Linked DNA regions of Homo sapiens: region 1 is linked to region 2. A link is a contact called in ENCODE POLR2A ChIA-PET data. All regions are on one chromosome and are shown on one strand. Each heading gives the region's core, a stretch centred on a gene start or an enhancer-like site at or near the end of the contact. The rest is flanking DNA. Distances are from core to core; before and after follow the strand shown. Region 1 holds the start of C1orf50 (chromosome 1 open reading frame 50). Region 2 holds the start of MIR3659HG (MIR3659 host gene).

Region 1 (6,417 bases), core at 1,461-3,960, 4.7 Mb before region 2:
AAGGATCTGAACACAGGTCAGATTCCAAAATTCATGCCTTAATACCAGGCCTCCTGAGCTTTCTGAACACACACCAATACCTGGGTCAGTCTTGCTAAAAAAGTACTTTTTTTTTTGAGACGGAGTCTTACTTTGTCACCCAGGCTGGAGTGAAGTGGCACAATCTCCACTCACTGCAACATCTGCCTCCCAGGTTCAAGTGATTCTCCGGCCTCAGCCTCATGAGTAGCTGGAATTACGGGCGTCTGCCACCATGCCCGGCTAATTTTTTGTATTTTTAGTAGAGACAGGGTTTCACTATGTTGGCCAGGCTGGTCTTGAATTCCTGATCTCGTGATCCACCCGCCTTGGCCTCCCAAAGTGCTCGGATTACAAGCGTGAGCCACTGCACCCAGCCCACCACCATTTTTTTTTCTTTTTAGACTTGCTCTGTCACCCAGGCTGGAGTGCAGTGGTGTGATCTCAGCTCACTGCAACCTCTGCCTCCCAGGTTCAAGCAGTTCTCCCGCCTCAGCCTCCAGAGTAGCTTCGGACTACAGGCACACACCACCATGCCCGGCTAATTTTTTGTATTTTAGTAGAGACAGGGTTTCACATGTCGCCCAGGTTGGTCTCCAACTCCTGAGCTCAGGCAATCCTCCCGCCTTAGCCTCCCAAAGTGCTAAGATTACAGGCGTGAGCCACCACACCCAGCCTCATTTTTTTGTTTTTTTTTAAGAGTCTCACTCTGTCACCAATTCTGGAGTACAGTGGTGCGATCTCGGCTCACTGCAACCTCTGTCTCCTGGGCTCAAGCGATTCTCATGCCTCAGCCTCCCGAGTAGCTGAGACTACAGGCATGAGTCACCACACCTTTTAGTAGAGACGGGGTTTCACCATGTTGGCCAGACTGGTCTCGAACTCCTGACTTCAAATGATCCACCCACCTTGGCCTCCCAAAGTGCTGGGATTACAAGTGTGAGCCACGGCACCTGGCCAAAAAGTACATTTTAGATAGTTAATATGTTTGATTCAATTTGTTTGTCTCTAAAGTTTTTTTTTTCTTCAGCTTCTCAAATACAGATTGTATTGGGGAAACAGAGGCAGCATAATAATGCATCCTCTGTATTTCATAAGATTATAGGATGAAAGACAAAAACTGTGTTCTTTCTTCCATCTGTTCAGGCCATCGTAATAAACACGATAGTCATTCAATAGCACATGAATACGTTGTGTGCACAAGATTCTGTCCCTGCCAACCTCCCTCCCAATAAGAGTAATCTGATTAACTAGATGCATATTCTCTTAATAAATAAAAGTTGCACTTTGCTCCCCAGCTCTTCAAAAAGAAGAAAGCCAAGTTTTGAATTAAAGGAGCTTTCTGCGTATCTGAATTTTTCTTAATTTTAAAAAAAAAAGGATTCGAAGGATTTCTAGGATCATTGAAAAAAAAAGAGATGTGAGGGAATTTGAGCACATTAAATAATTTTGGGCAAAGCAAAGACCCTGGAACATAATCAAGGCCAAATCTGATAGTGTATACAGGGATAAGGGGCCATGATAATCTTTAAAACAGCAGGACCCTCCATCTGTGGACACTGAAGAGGGTGTACAACTGGAAGTCTTGATAAGAGATAAGAAGGAATCTGGTTTTTCATTGAATAATGACAAAACTTTAGATCTTGGAGCTCTACTACTTCAAACCTTTCACTTCACAGATAAAATAGTTGAGGTCCAGAGAGAAGTAATCTGCCTTAAGTCGCACTGCAAGTTAGTATCAAAAGTGGGATTAATACTCATGTGTCCAAACTTCCAGTGTTTTTTCCATTATTTCACATTTCCTCCTTATTTGACTTATTTTGGCCATCCATATATAAACACTGGGCTTGGGAATACTGTGTTTAATGAGGACTAAACTTGGAGTCCTTGCCCTGCTAGAAGATGTTTAAACTCTCAGGTAACAAAGATCTTATGGGAAGCAGCTTAAAATAAGCGGACCTTGAAACTTCCCGAAGAACTTTTCTTTGTGTCAAATGGGAAGAATAACTCTGTACTGCCTACCTCACAAGGCTGTCCTAAGGTGCAAATGAAATAATGAACACTAAAGTGTTGTGTAAACCTTCCCACGAAGGAAGATTATGGGCACTCAAGTTGCAGTTAGAGGAACCTTTGGTCCCAGAAGGTCATTCGAATCAGGCCACCGACTCACAATGACAGTCGGCTTTACTCGTCTGTAAAATGGAGACAAGAGCAAATGCCACCCCCACCATAGGTGGTAGTGAGGTCTGAGCCGAAAGACGCAGAGTACAACGTGAACGAAGATGGTTATTCGCTGCCCCGGCCGCGCCTCCTCACCTTCTGCACCTGCTCTGCGAGCGCCACGAGGTCTAAGGGGTCCCCGGCCCGGTGGGTGTGGTAGGGGCTCACCAGGGCCAGGCCGCCGGGGGTCGGGGTGAGCTCCACCAGGGCTCCTGCGACACACACCCAGGAACACAAGCCGTGAGCTCCCGCCGTCGGCCTCCCGCGGAGCCCCGAGACCGGCTGCCTCGCGGGAGCTGACTTCCCCCTGCTGACTCCCGCCCCGCATACCTCCCTGGCCTGCAGCTGGCGGCGCTCCTTGCCTTTCAAGGACCCCCTCGGTCCGCCCCGGCGCGGCGGCGTCCTCCATGACAGCGCCTTATCCTCCCCACTCCCTGGGCTGTGCGAGTAGGAAGAGCCTGCGCATAAAGGCGCGTGGGCGGAGCTTCCGTCTTTCTTGTCTACTGGGCGTCAGTTCGACTGAGCAAGGCCTGAGCTCGGAGGCGGGGCTCCGGCTGACGCGCCGGGATTCGCTGAGGGCCGGTGGGGGGATCCGGGCTGACTGAAAGGAAAAGAGGCGGTGCAAGCCTCGTGGGCATGCGCCGCCCGGCTTGGAAGGTGGGGCTTCGCCCGGGGGCGGGCCTTCGCCGGGGGTAGGACTCCGGCCTTGGTGGCGGGTGGCTGGCGGTTCCGTTAGGTCTGAGGGAGCGATGGCGGTACGCGCGTTGAAGCTGCTGACCACACTGCTGGCTGTCGTGGCCGCTGCCTCCCAAGCCGAGGTCGAGTCCGAGGCAGGATGGGGCATGGTGACGCCTGATCTGCTCTTCGCCGAGGGGACCGCAGCCTACGCGCGCGGGGACTGGCCCGGGGTGGTCCTGAGCATGGAACGGGCGCTGCGCTCCCGGGCAGCCCTCCGCGCCCTTCGCCTGCGCTGCCGCACCCAGTGTGCCGCCGACTTCCCGTGGGAGCTGGACCCCGACTGGTCCCCCAGCCCGGCCCAGGCCTCGGGCGCCGCCGCCCTGCGCGACCTGAGCTTCTTCGGGGGCCTTCTGCGTCGCGCTGCCTGCCTGCGCCGCTGCCTCGGGCCGCCGGCCGCCCACTCGCTCAGCGAAGAGATGGAGCTGGAGTTCCGCAAGCGGAGCCCCTACAACTACCTGCAGGTCGCCTACTTCAAGGTGCAGACCTGCCTGGAACCAGGCGGCCGGGGTCCTTCTGGGGAGAGGAGTGTTGCAGGGGACCTGAGGAGCTTGGGGGATCGGGGAAGTGTCCGCAGGGAGGGGAAAGTGGCCTCCTGGCTGGGGAGCTCTCCTCGGAGCCGGGGAGAGCTGCTCCCTGGCAGGAGACCTTCCTCGCCCAGTTCGCATGGGCAGATGCTAACCCCAAAGGTCCAGCCTGGGGTTAGGGCACAGGCCAAGCAAAACTCATGGCCATTTTGTTCCCTGGGAAATCTCCTGGAAGGAATTAAAGCGGCAGTTTGGGTCTCCCATTCTGATGTCATTGTAAGTGTCCGAGTGAGAAGCTAGTAGCGGTCTACAATATCTCCCTTCCGGTTGGTTTTCCAGTGGTGCTTTTCCTGCTGTTTGATTCAGCAGCTCTCTTTCAGGATGTGAGGTTGCCACGTCGCCAGCAGGGGCTGCCTGGCCCTTTCTGTGTGTGTGTGGGGGCGGGGGGGGGACCCTCTGGCTAGTCTGCCAGGTTTACAAAGAAAATGAGTATTTTTCGGAATGCCAGAGTGCCATGTGTCCAAGTGTACACTTGGGCTTGGAGCGTTCCAGGCTTGTTTGGTGGTGGTGATGGTGACGATGATGATGATGATGATAGCCAGCACATACTTCCAGGCACTATTTTAAGCAGTTTGCATTTATTAACGCATTTGCCCTAATCTTCATAATATCTTGTCAGGTAGATGCTGTTATTAGTCCCACTGTATTGGGGGTGGGGGGAGAAAGAGTTGTGCATTATATCTGGTATATCTGTTGTTTAAAAGACCTTCGATTCGATCTAAAGAGACACTTAGAGACTCTTGGGGACCTCAGATTTCCACCCCTCCACAGCATTCTGCCTACACAGTTCCCCTCATTTTTCCTAGTTACTCGGAAGAGCGCTGGACTTGAAATCAAAATAATTGCGTTATGTCTTTGGTTATGTCGCTTCATCATAGCACTTTCTAAAACTATTTGACAAACATGTATTGCATACCTACTGCATTCCAGTTCTTGTACAAGTAATTAAATGCTCGACTAACGTCTTTGCTTTGTCTTGCTTTGCTGTTAAGAGTTACTGTAGTAAGGGCTACTGCAAGGGCATATACTTAGGGCTGCGGGAGCACAAAGGAGGGAGACTCTAGCTTTATCTCAGAGAAATTAGACTTCAAAGAAGAGGTAATATTGAAGCCTGCCCTAAGTATTGCCAGGGGGAGAGGAAAGAAGGCTCCTCCAGATAGAGAGAAAAGTAGAACCAAAGCATGATGTATTCAGGAAAAAAAATGAACTCTTGTGATTGCAATGTCGAGATGTGTGTGGGGAGTAGTAGGAGAGGCGGCTAGAAAAGTCAGTGAGGCCAGATTTGGAAGAGAATTCTGCGGACTGCAGGGAGCCATCCTCAGATTTGGGTTTTAAAACGCTTATTCTGGAAGCCATGGTGAATGAGCCTTGGAAGAAGGAGAAAGTGGTGGCACTTGATTAGGAGGCAGACATTTGTCCACAAGAGAGGAGGTTAAGTACCTCAGTGCTTAGAGAGTAAAGAAGGCTGGGGGTGGAGAGAGGAGTGAGGACATGAGGGAGAACAGAGAAAGGCAGGAGCAGCGCTGAAAGACACAAGAGCTAGAGTAATTCCATGAAAGGGACAGACCTGAAAAAATTTCTAATTTTACAGTTAAAGAAACTGAGGTACAGAGATGGGGAGTTATTTACCTTGGGTCACCTAACCAGGGCTGACTCCTTTAGTGTGCCTTTACTAGTACCAATGATAAGAAAATAAGTTTTCTTAGCATATTAATCATACCACCTAAAATTTATTGAGCACTTAATCTGTGCCCAGCACCATGTATTACAGGCTGCATATTATCTCGTTGAACTCTCAACAATGCTAGGAGATAGCTAGAGAATGCTATCTCCAGATGATAGATTAGGGAAACTGAGTTTAGAAAGTAAACTTTAAGTATCTTGTCTACTGCCCAGCCAGTCAGTGAGTCATTAAGCCCAGATGTGATGCTGGCCTGTCTCTTTTCTTTCTTTCTTTTTTTTTTTTTTTTTTTTTGAGATGGAGTCTCGCTGTTGCCAGGCTGGAGTGCAGTGGCGACCTTGGCTTACTGCAACCTCTGACTTCTGGTTTTCTGGTTCAAGTGACTCCCCTACCTCAGCCTCCCGAGTAGCTGGGATTACAGGCACGTGCCATCACATCCGGCTAATTTTTGTATTTTTAGTAGAGATGGGGTTTCTCCATATTGGCCAGGATGGTCTGGATCTCCTGACCTTGTGATCCACCTGCCTCGGCCTCCCAAAGTGCGGGATTACAGGCGTGAGCCACCGCACCCAGCCCTCTTTTCTTTTGAGACGGAGTTTCGCTCTTGTTGCCCAAGCTAGAGTGCAATGGTGCGATCTCGGCTCACTGCAACCTCCGCCTCCTGGGTTCAAGCGATTCTCCTGCCTCAGCCTCCTGAGTAGCTGGGATTACAGGCACATGCCACCACGCCCAGCTATTGTTGGTCTCAAACTCCTGACCTCATGATCCGCTGGTCTCAAACTCCTGACCTCATGATCCGCCCGCCTCAGCCTCCCAAAGTGCTGGGATTATAGGCGTGAACCCCCGTGCCTGGCCACGGCTGGTCTCTTTGATACCAGTGTCCACATAGTTAATTACTAGATCATCAGTGATTTATTTGGTTGGATTCTATATATGAAACCTGTGTTACTTTGACATGCTGGAGTCCATTGCTGTGGGCATTGTGGTCTGTAGCCTATTTCTCCCCCCTTGGATTTCTTTTTTTTTTTTTTTTTTTTTTTTTTTTGAGACAAGAGTCTCGCTCTGTCACCCAGGCTGGAGTATGGTGCTGTGATCTCGGCTCGCTGTAACCTCCGCCTCCCGGGTTCAAGCGATTCTCCTGCTTCAGCCTCCCAAGAAGCTGGGATTACGGGTGTG
Region 2 (6,728 bases), core at 655-3,154:
TGTCACTGAACAGCAACAATGGAAACGACCAAAGTAAACACCTATCTGAGAGCTTTACACCCCCGTTGTCTCACATAACTATCTGACCTACCTTAGTGAGACAGGTGGGCTGCCTATAGTACTGTTATTCCCAACATACAGGAAGGAAAACCAAGAGCTAGGAAGGCTAGACCAGAGTTACTCTTGCCCAGGGAGATGATGGCAGCTCCAGGTTGAAAGCCCAAGCTTCAATATCACACAGGCCTGGTTAGGGCTGGCACGAGCATGGACTTCACTGCGGAATTCCCAGTCTTCCTCCTACCTCCCAGGCCTGGGAAAGGTGAAAGACCTGGGCTGCCTCAAGGTGACCATTCCCTGGGCCAGAGTCCAGGAAAGCCCAGTATCTCTAGCTCGGTTCAGACACAGAGCTCCATCGCAGCTCTTACAGCTAGGGTGGGACCACGGAGCCTGCTCAGGACAGTGGCCAATGGCAGGATAAGGGCCCTGCTCTGTCCCACTCCTTCCCTGGCTGGTCCTAGGGCATTCAGGGCCCACATGATCAAAGTCTGTGCCCAGGGTGACCCCTGTCACTGTCAACTCTGTCCCAGCCGCCCTGGATCGTTCCAATGGCAGCTGCCACCTGAGCCCCCAGCAACTTTTTTCAATCTAAGGATTTATTCCACAGACCTGATTTGCCCAGTGGGGCCCTAGGTGGGCCCCCAGCTCAGTTCTGTGATCTGGGACCCCAGGGCCCTGTAAGCTATAAATCCACTTGAGGCTAGATCCAGGAGAGAAAAGAGGGAGGACTGGCAGCTGAAGACTCCCTGGGACCCAAGCCTCGGTGTGGGGAAGAGGAGAAAACACAGCTCAGTACCCTCAGCCTGGGGCCCAAGGTCGGGTAAGAAGGCACAAAGGAACTGCAGTGAGGTCCGACTCCACTCAAGATCCTTCAGGGAGTCCTCAAGGGCTGGGGCGTGAGGAGGTAGCTAAATTCCACTGCCCACCTTTCCAACAAGGCCTCCTCAATCTCAATTCCCTTTTCAGCAGCTCCAGGCAAGTCCGGGCAAACTCTAGCCCAGGGCTCTTAGCGAGGCTGGACAGCTCCCGGCCTGCACGCCGGATTTCTGGAGAGCCCGAGCCCCTTCCCTGAGCCCATCCTTCTCCTCTCCCGGGGCGTGATCCCACCACGACCACAGCCGATGAGCCGTTCAAGCTGGGAGAAGGAGCGAGAAGGCTGCAGCGGCGCAGGTCAGATACCCCTGGGCCCAACGTCCACCCCCAACTAGCGCCCTTGCCAGCAGCGTTTTCCCCGGAGCCACAGTCTCCACCTCGAGATCTTCTCCTTCTGGAACCCCGGAGCGCGGCCGGGTACCAGGGGCTCGCGTAGGACTGTAGAACCGCTGCCGCCCGCCGTCCCAGCCCCAGCTGCCCGCGCGGTACTCACCTGGGCCTCAGTGCCCGGGAGAAGGTGTGCCCGCGCGAGGCGTGAAGCCAGAGTCCGTCCGACTCCGCCCGCACCGGACGCGCTCTCAGGGCAGAGGAGGTCGGCGGAGTTGTGACGCTGGGACTAGAGGAAGGAGAAGGAAAGCCGAGACGGGCCGGGCAGACGCGCCGAGGAGCGCCCAGTGCACGCTGGCAGCCGCGGGAGGCGAGGCGGGCGCGGTGAGCAGTCGCGCCGGAACCGAGCCGCGAATCCGCGCCGCCTCGCGCTCGCAGCCGCCAGGACCCGCGGGAATCCTGGTCCGCCGGCAGCGGTACTGAGGAGGGAGGGGCGCGGGGCTGAGCCGCTTCTCGGAGCCCGAGCGCCTCCCGGAGCCGGCAATCCCTGCTGCCCGGGCGGGATGCGGGCGGGAATTCAGCTCGCGTGGAATGTGGGACCGGCCGGGCTCGGAGTCTCCAGCGCTGGGGGAAAGCGGGGCCCACACAGCCAGGACGAGAGGGGGTGCGGTCCCAGGGCCACCCCCGCGCCACTCCCCACGTGGCGGCCGCGCCCCCGGGGCGTGAGTGTGTACGCGGACGGTAGGGGGGCCGTGAATGAAGCCCCAGCGGCCAATCAGCACGGCCGGCGCGCGGGACCCCGGGAGCGACGCCCAATGGAGAGCTCTGGGCGGCCGGGCAGGGTGGCGGGCGGGCGCGCGGGGCGGGGGCCGGGCAGGGGAGGCGGGAGGCAGCTCCGCGGGCAGCCAATGGGCGGCGGGCGGGGTGGGGCTCCGGAGCGCCGAGCGGGTCGGGGCTTTAAGCCGGCGGAGCGAGGCGGCGGGGCCCGCAGACGGAGCGGAGCGGCGGCGGCGGCGCGGCGCAGGGCGCGGGGCGGCATGGCCACCACCGCGCAGTACCTGCCGCGGGGCCCCGGTGGCGGAGCCGGGGGCACCGGGCCGCTTATGCACCCGGACGCCGCGGCGGCGGCGGCGGCGGCGGCGGCCGCGGAGCGATTGCATGCAGGGGCCGCGTACCGCGAAGTGCAGAAGCTGATGCACCACGAGTGGCTGGGCGCGGGCGCGGGCCACCCCGTGGGCCTAGCGCACCCCCAGTGGCTACCCACGGGAGGAGGCGGCGGCGGCGATTGGGCCGGCGGCCCGCACCTAGAACACGGCAAGGCAGGCGGCGGCGGCACCGGCCGAGCCGACGACGGCGGCGGCGGCGGAGGTTTCCACGCGCGCCTGGTGCACCAGGGGGCGGCCCACGCGGGCGCGGCATGGGCGCAGGGCAGCACAGCGCACCACTTGGGCCCGGCCATGTCGCCCTCGCCCGGGGCCAGCGGGGGCCACCAGCCCCAGCCGCTCGGGCTGTACGCGCAGGCGGCCTACCCGGGGGGCGGCGGCGGCGGCCTGGCCGGGATGCTGGCGGCGGGCGGTGGCGGCGCGGGGCCGGGCCTGCACCACGCGCTGCACGAGGATGGCCACGAGGCGCAGCTGGAGCCGTCGCCGCCGCCGCATCTGGGCGCCCACGGACACGCACACGGACATGCACACGCGGGCGGCCTGCACGCGGCGGCGGCGCACCTGCACCCGGGCGCGGGCGGCGGCGGCTCATCGGTGGGCGAGCACTCGGACGAGGATGCGCCCAGCTCGGACGACCTGGAGCAGTTCGCCAAGCAGTTCAAGCAGCGGCGCATCAAGCTGGGCTTTACGCAGGCCGACGTGGGGCTGGCGCTGGGCACGCTCTACGGTAACGTGTTCTCGCAGACCACCATCTGCCGCTTCGAGGCCCTGCAGCTGAGCTTCAAGAACATGTGCAAGCTCAAGCCGCTGCTCAACAAGTGGCTGGAGGAGACCGACTCGTCCAGCGGCAGCCCCACCAACCTGGACAAGATCGCGGCGCAGGGCCGCAAGCGCAAGAAGCGCACGTCCATCGAGGTGGGGGTCAAAGGCGCGCTCGAGAGCCACTTTCTCAAGTGCCCCAAGCCCTCGGCGCACGAGATCACCGGCTTGGCAGACAGCCTGCAGCTGGAGAAGGAGGTGGTGCGCGTCTGGTTCTGCAACCGGCGGCAGAAGGAGAAGCGCATGACCCCTGCGGCCGGCGCGGGCCACCCGCCCATGGACGATGTATACGCGCCTGGGGAGCTAGGGCCTGGCGGGGGCGGCGCATCGCCACCCTCCGCGCCCCCACCGCCCCCGCCGGCGGCGCTGCACCACCACCACCACCACACACTGCCCGGCTCAGTGCAGTGACCCCGCGGGCCGGGCCCCCGCCGGCGCGCTGCAGGGCGCGGGCGCGCAGCCCGCCCGCGCGGCCTGGACTCTTTTTGTTCGGTTGCTTTGGATTTTACAAAAAAAAAAAAAAGCCCAGAAACTTTCGAACAAAACCAAACACCCGGACGACCCTCTCCGGTGAGCGGCGAAGACAGCCCGGTAGGCTGCGTCGCCCGAGCCCCGGGAGAGAGGAGCGAAGATCCGGAACTCGCCAACTCACCCCGGGCATCCTGCCCGCCGCCTGCTCTCTGCCCCCATCCCCTCGACGACCCCCGCCCCTGCCCCCCCGGGCTGTTCGGGGCCGGATCCCGGCAGCGGCCTCCCCAAAGCGACAGGTAACGCAGTGCGGGGTTAGGGATTCCCCGGGAGAGAGGACGAAGCGAGGAGAGTTCTCCATCCCCTCTCCCCGCGTGGACTCCTGAGCCTGCGGGTCCAGGGTGGGGGGCTGTCACTTTATTCGCTACACGCCTCTTCTCTCCTATAAGGATGCGCCCCACCCCGCTTTCCCCTTTCTCCGGGCTTGGTTTTTTACGGTTTTTATTTATTCGTGGAGCCTCTCGGCTCCTGGGGTCCTTCTAACTCCGCCCGCGCCCTTAATTTAAATCGCAGTATACTGTATTTATCGGGGCCCCGGAGGGGAGGTCGCGAGAGCCGCGTCTGTGTATAAAAGCAGGAAATAGCCAAAGCTTTAATCTAGCCTAATTTATTTTTCCCCTTATATTTCCCTACCCTACCCTCCCCCCAAAAAAAAGCAAAAAAAAAAAAAAAAAACTAACAAAAAAAATTCGAGTGTTCATTTTTCGTTTCGTTTCATCCGAGCCCCGGCTTGGTTCCCGGCCACGCCGGAGGGGTCTGCGCTCCCACACACCCAGACGGGAAGGGGCTTCTGCCCTGCTGCAGACCGACCGCCGCATAGCGCGGCCCCTGCTCCCCGCGGGGCCCTGCCCTCCTGGCCACACCAAACGAAACTTGGAAAAGTTAGAGAGATTGTTTTTTAACCAGCTGTAGAAATAAGCCGTTCCCTGAGAACCCTCCGCCTGATTCCCTGCAGCTTCCCTCTGCTCCCTTTCCAGCCCGCCGGGATGCGGGATGCCAGGGGAGGCCGGGAGAGAAATTCCCCAAGTTTGGGGTGAGGTGGGAACCATGTAAATATGTGAGATATGTACACACTGGCGGGGAGAAGAAACATTTTGTGCTTGGTTTTTATTTTTGGTTTTCCGGGTTACCCTTCCTTCCTACCCTAAAGGATTTTGTACACTGACTAATCCGAAAAAGATATTTTAATATGATTTCCGAATTTCTGACCCATCTCTATTTATTTTCTGGATGTGTTTGGAGCTTCCCCCTTCTCCGTTTCTTCTTCTGTTTGTTAAGGTTTGAATTTAAATTTTGTTATTTTATTTTTATTATTTTTTGAAACAATGTTTCGGTGCATTCTCTTTGTATCTTTATTGAAAAAAAAATAATGTAGACTGGGAAGTTCCCTTTATATTTATGTTATAGTAAATATTTTATTACTCACATAAACATGTACCCCAGGGCTGTGTCCTGTCCTTTTTACTGCTAGGGCTGGGTGGGTTTTTGGGGTGAAGCGATGGGATCCCCTGCTTCACCTCCCTGAAGTTCTGATCTCACCAGGAGAGATCTTGGAGGAAGATGACCCTGCAGACCTTCCAGGTGGATATCAGGACATGGGCAACAGTTGGGCCCCTGCCTCAGATGCATCAGTTTAGGGAAGATGAAGCTGCCTCGTGTCCCCCTGTCGTAGACAGACTCTCCTAGACCAAACCAGGGCCCGGGACAGTGAGCCAAAGACACCACATGGAATTCGGATCAGCCATTGTTCATGCACAACTCGACTGCTCTTCTCCACCAAGAAAGAAGCCCACCTCGGCCTGGGTCACCAGCCTAGAATCTATAATCCCCCACCTGACACCTCAACCCCCAACTTTCATTTCACCTTGCACTCTATATGAGAGGTCTGAGCCAACTTTACCATTCCCAGTCCTAGGGCACCTGGAAGCCTGGTGAGGCCCCACCATCCTACTCCAGCAGGCTCTCCACCCAAACTCAAATGGTGCCCAAGCCCCCCTGGATGCACTGGGAGTTCTAACAGCTTAGACAGACGTGGCTTTCATGGTCCTACGTGAGCTGGGTCAGCCTAGGGAGGGAGCCCTGCCAATTTGCTTGGGCAAAGCCGGTCTTATGTCTCTGCAAACAAACCGCTGCCCCAGCTTCTGTTGGGGAGAAGTGGAGGCACGGGTAACTGTGCCATCAGAAAGACCTGATATCTTCTTTCCAAGGTTGGGTACCCAAGACCCTCATCACCGCCACCACTGCAGGGAGTGATAGGAAGGAGAGCACAGACCTCAGATGCTGTCTTCTGGAGTGAGTCAGGGTATCTGGGGGCAGATCTGGTTCCCGACGCAGAGCTCCAGACTACCTGGGTTCCAGTCAAGACCTTATTTTCTCCTTTAAAACAACCCTTCTTAAAAATACTGATAAAAGAGCTCTTCCTGCTTCCTCCGTAGACGCAGTTCTTTTCCCCTCTCAGGAGAAGCCACATGCGGTTTCTCTCACTCTTTGTGAAGCCAAAGCTTGAAGGCACAATCTCTTAGCTGGGGAGAAAGCTGACCCTAGTGAGGGGGCGTGTGGGGCCCCTCCTGCCAGGGAAGCGGCCCAAGTCCAGGCCTGTGAGAGGCCTGGGCTCTAGCTGACGGTGTCAGGGATGTCCAGAGAGGTGTCCCCAGGGCCCCAAGTTGGTGCTCCCCGGCGGGGCTAGGGCCTCGGGATGACTGTGCCATGCTGAGAGTTCCTGGCGACTTTCTGCGCTCGGCCCTCACTCTTGGGGGGAATTGTCTCTGCAAGTACAAAGGCTGCCTCGGCTTCTAGAGGCCCAGCCCCTCACTCCCTGCTCCTTTTTTCTTCTCCTCCTCAGCTCAGTCCAGCCAGGTGAGTGAATAGCCCTGTAATTGGCACCTGTGTCCCAGCCGTTCCCCACACTGGTGGGCCAGGCAGCCTTCCCTCCCATGTTTCCTAAAGAGGAAGCTGGCAACA

What was found. ChIA-PET counts read pairs that join two places held with the same protein, here RNA polymerase II (POLR2A).
Region 1: POLR2A ChIA-PET joins it to region 2 with 12 read pairs in activated CD4-positive, alpha-beta T cell. The contact joins the promoter of C1orf50 here to the promoter of MIR3659HG in region 2. POLR2A ChIA-PET finds 5 or more read pairs at or near these places in 2 of 52 experiments (GM10248 and activated CD4-positive, alpha-beta T cell).

Annotation. Positions count from the first base shown.
Region 1 is chr1:42,763,542-42,769,958 of GRCh38, reverse strand. C1orf50 (chromosome 1 open reading frame 50) reads right to left here and starts at 2,710. Exons shown (of 5, transcript NM_024097.4): 1 at 2,569-2,710; 2 at 2,335-2,450. The coding sequence starts at 2,647. It overlaps P3H1 (prolyl 3-hydroxylase 1), which reads left to right and starts at 2,931. Exons shown (of 15, transcript NM_022356.4): 1 at 2,931-3,452. The coding sequence starts at 2,988. RefSeq lists silencers at 2,423-2,562, 3,183-3,292 and an enhancer at 3,553-3,672.
Region 2 is chr1:38,042,310-38,049,037 of GRCh38, reverse strand. It overlaps MIR3659HG (MIR3659 host gene), which reads right to left and starts at 1,904. Exons shown (of 5, transcript NR_168386.1): 1 at 1,424-1,904. It overlaps POU3F1 (POU class 3 homeobox 1), which reads left to right and starts at 2,245. Exons shown (of 1, transcript NM_002699.4): 1 at 2,245-5,209. The coding sequence starts at 2,295. The coding sequence ends at 3,650. RefSeq lists enhancers at 941-1,441, 1,442-1,942 and a silencer at 1,855-2,184.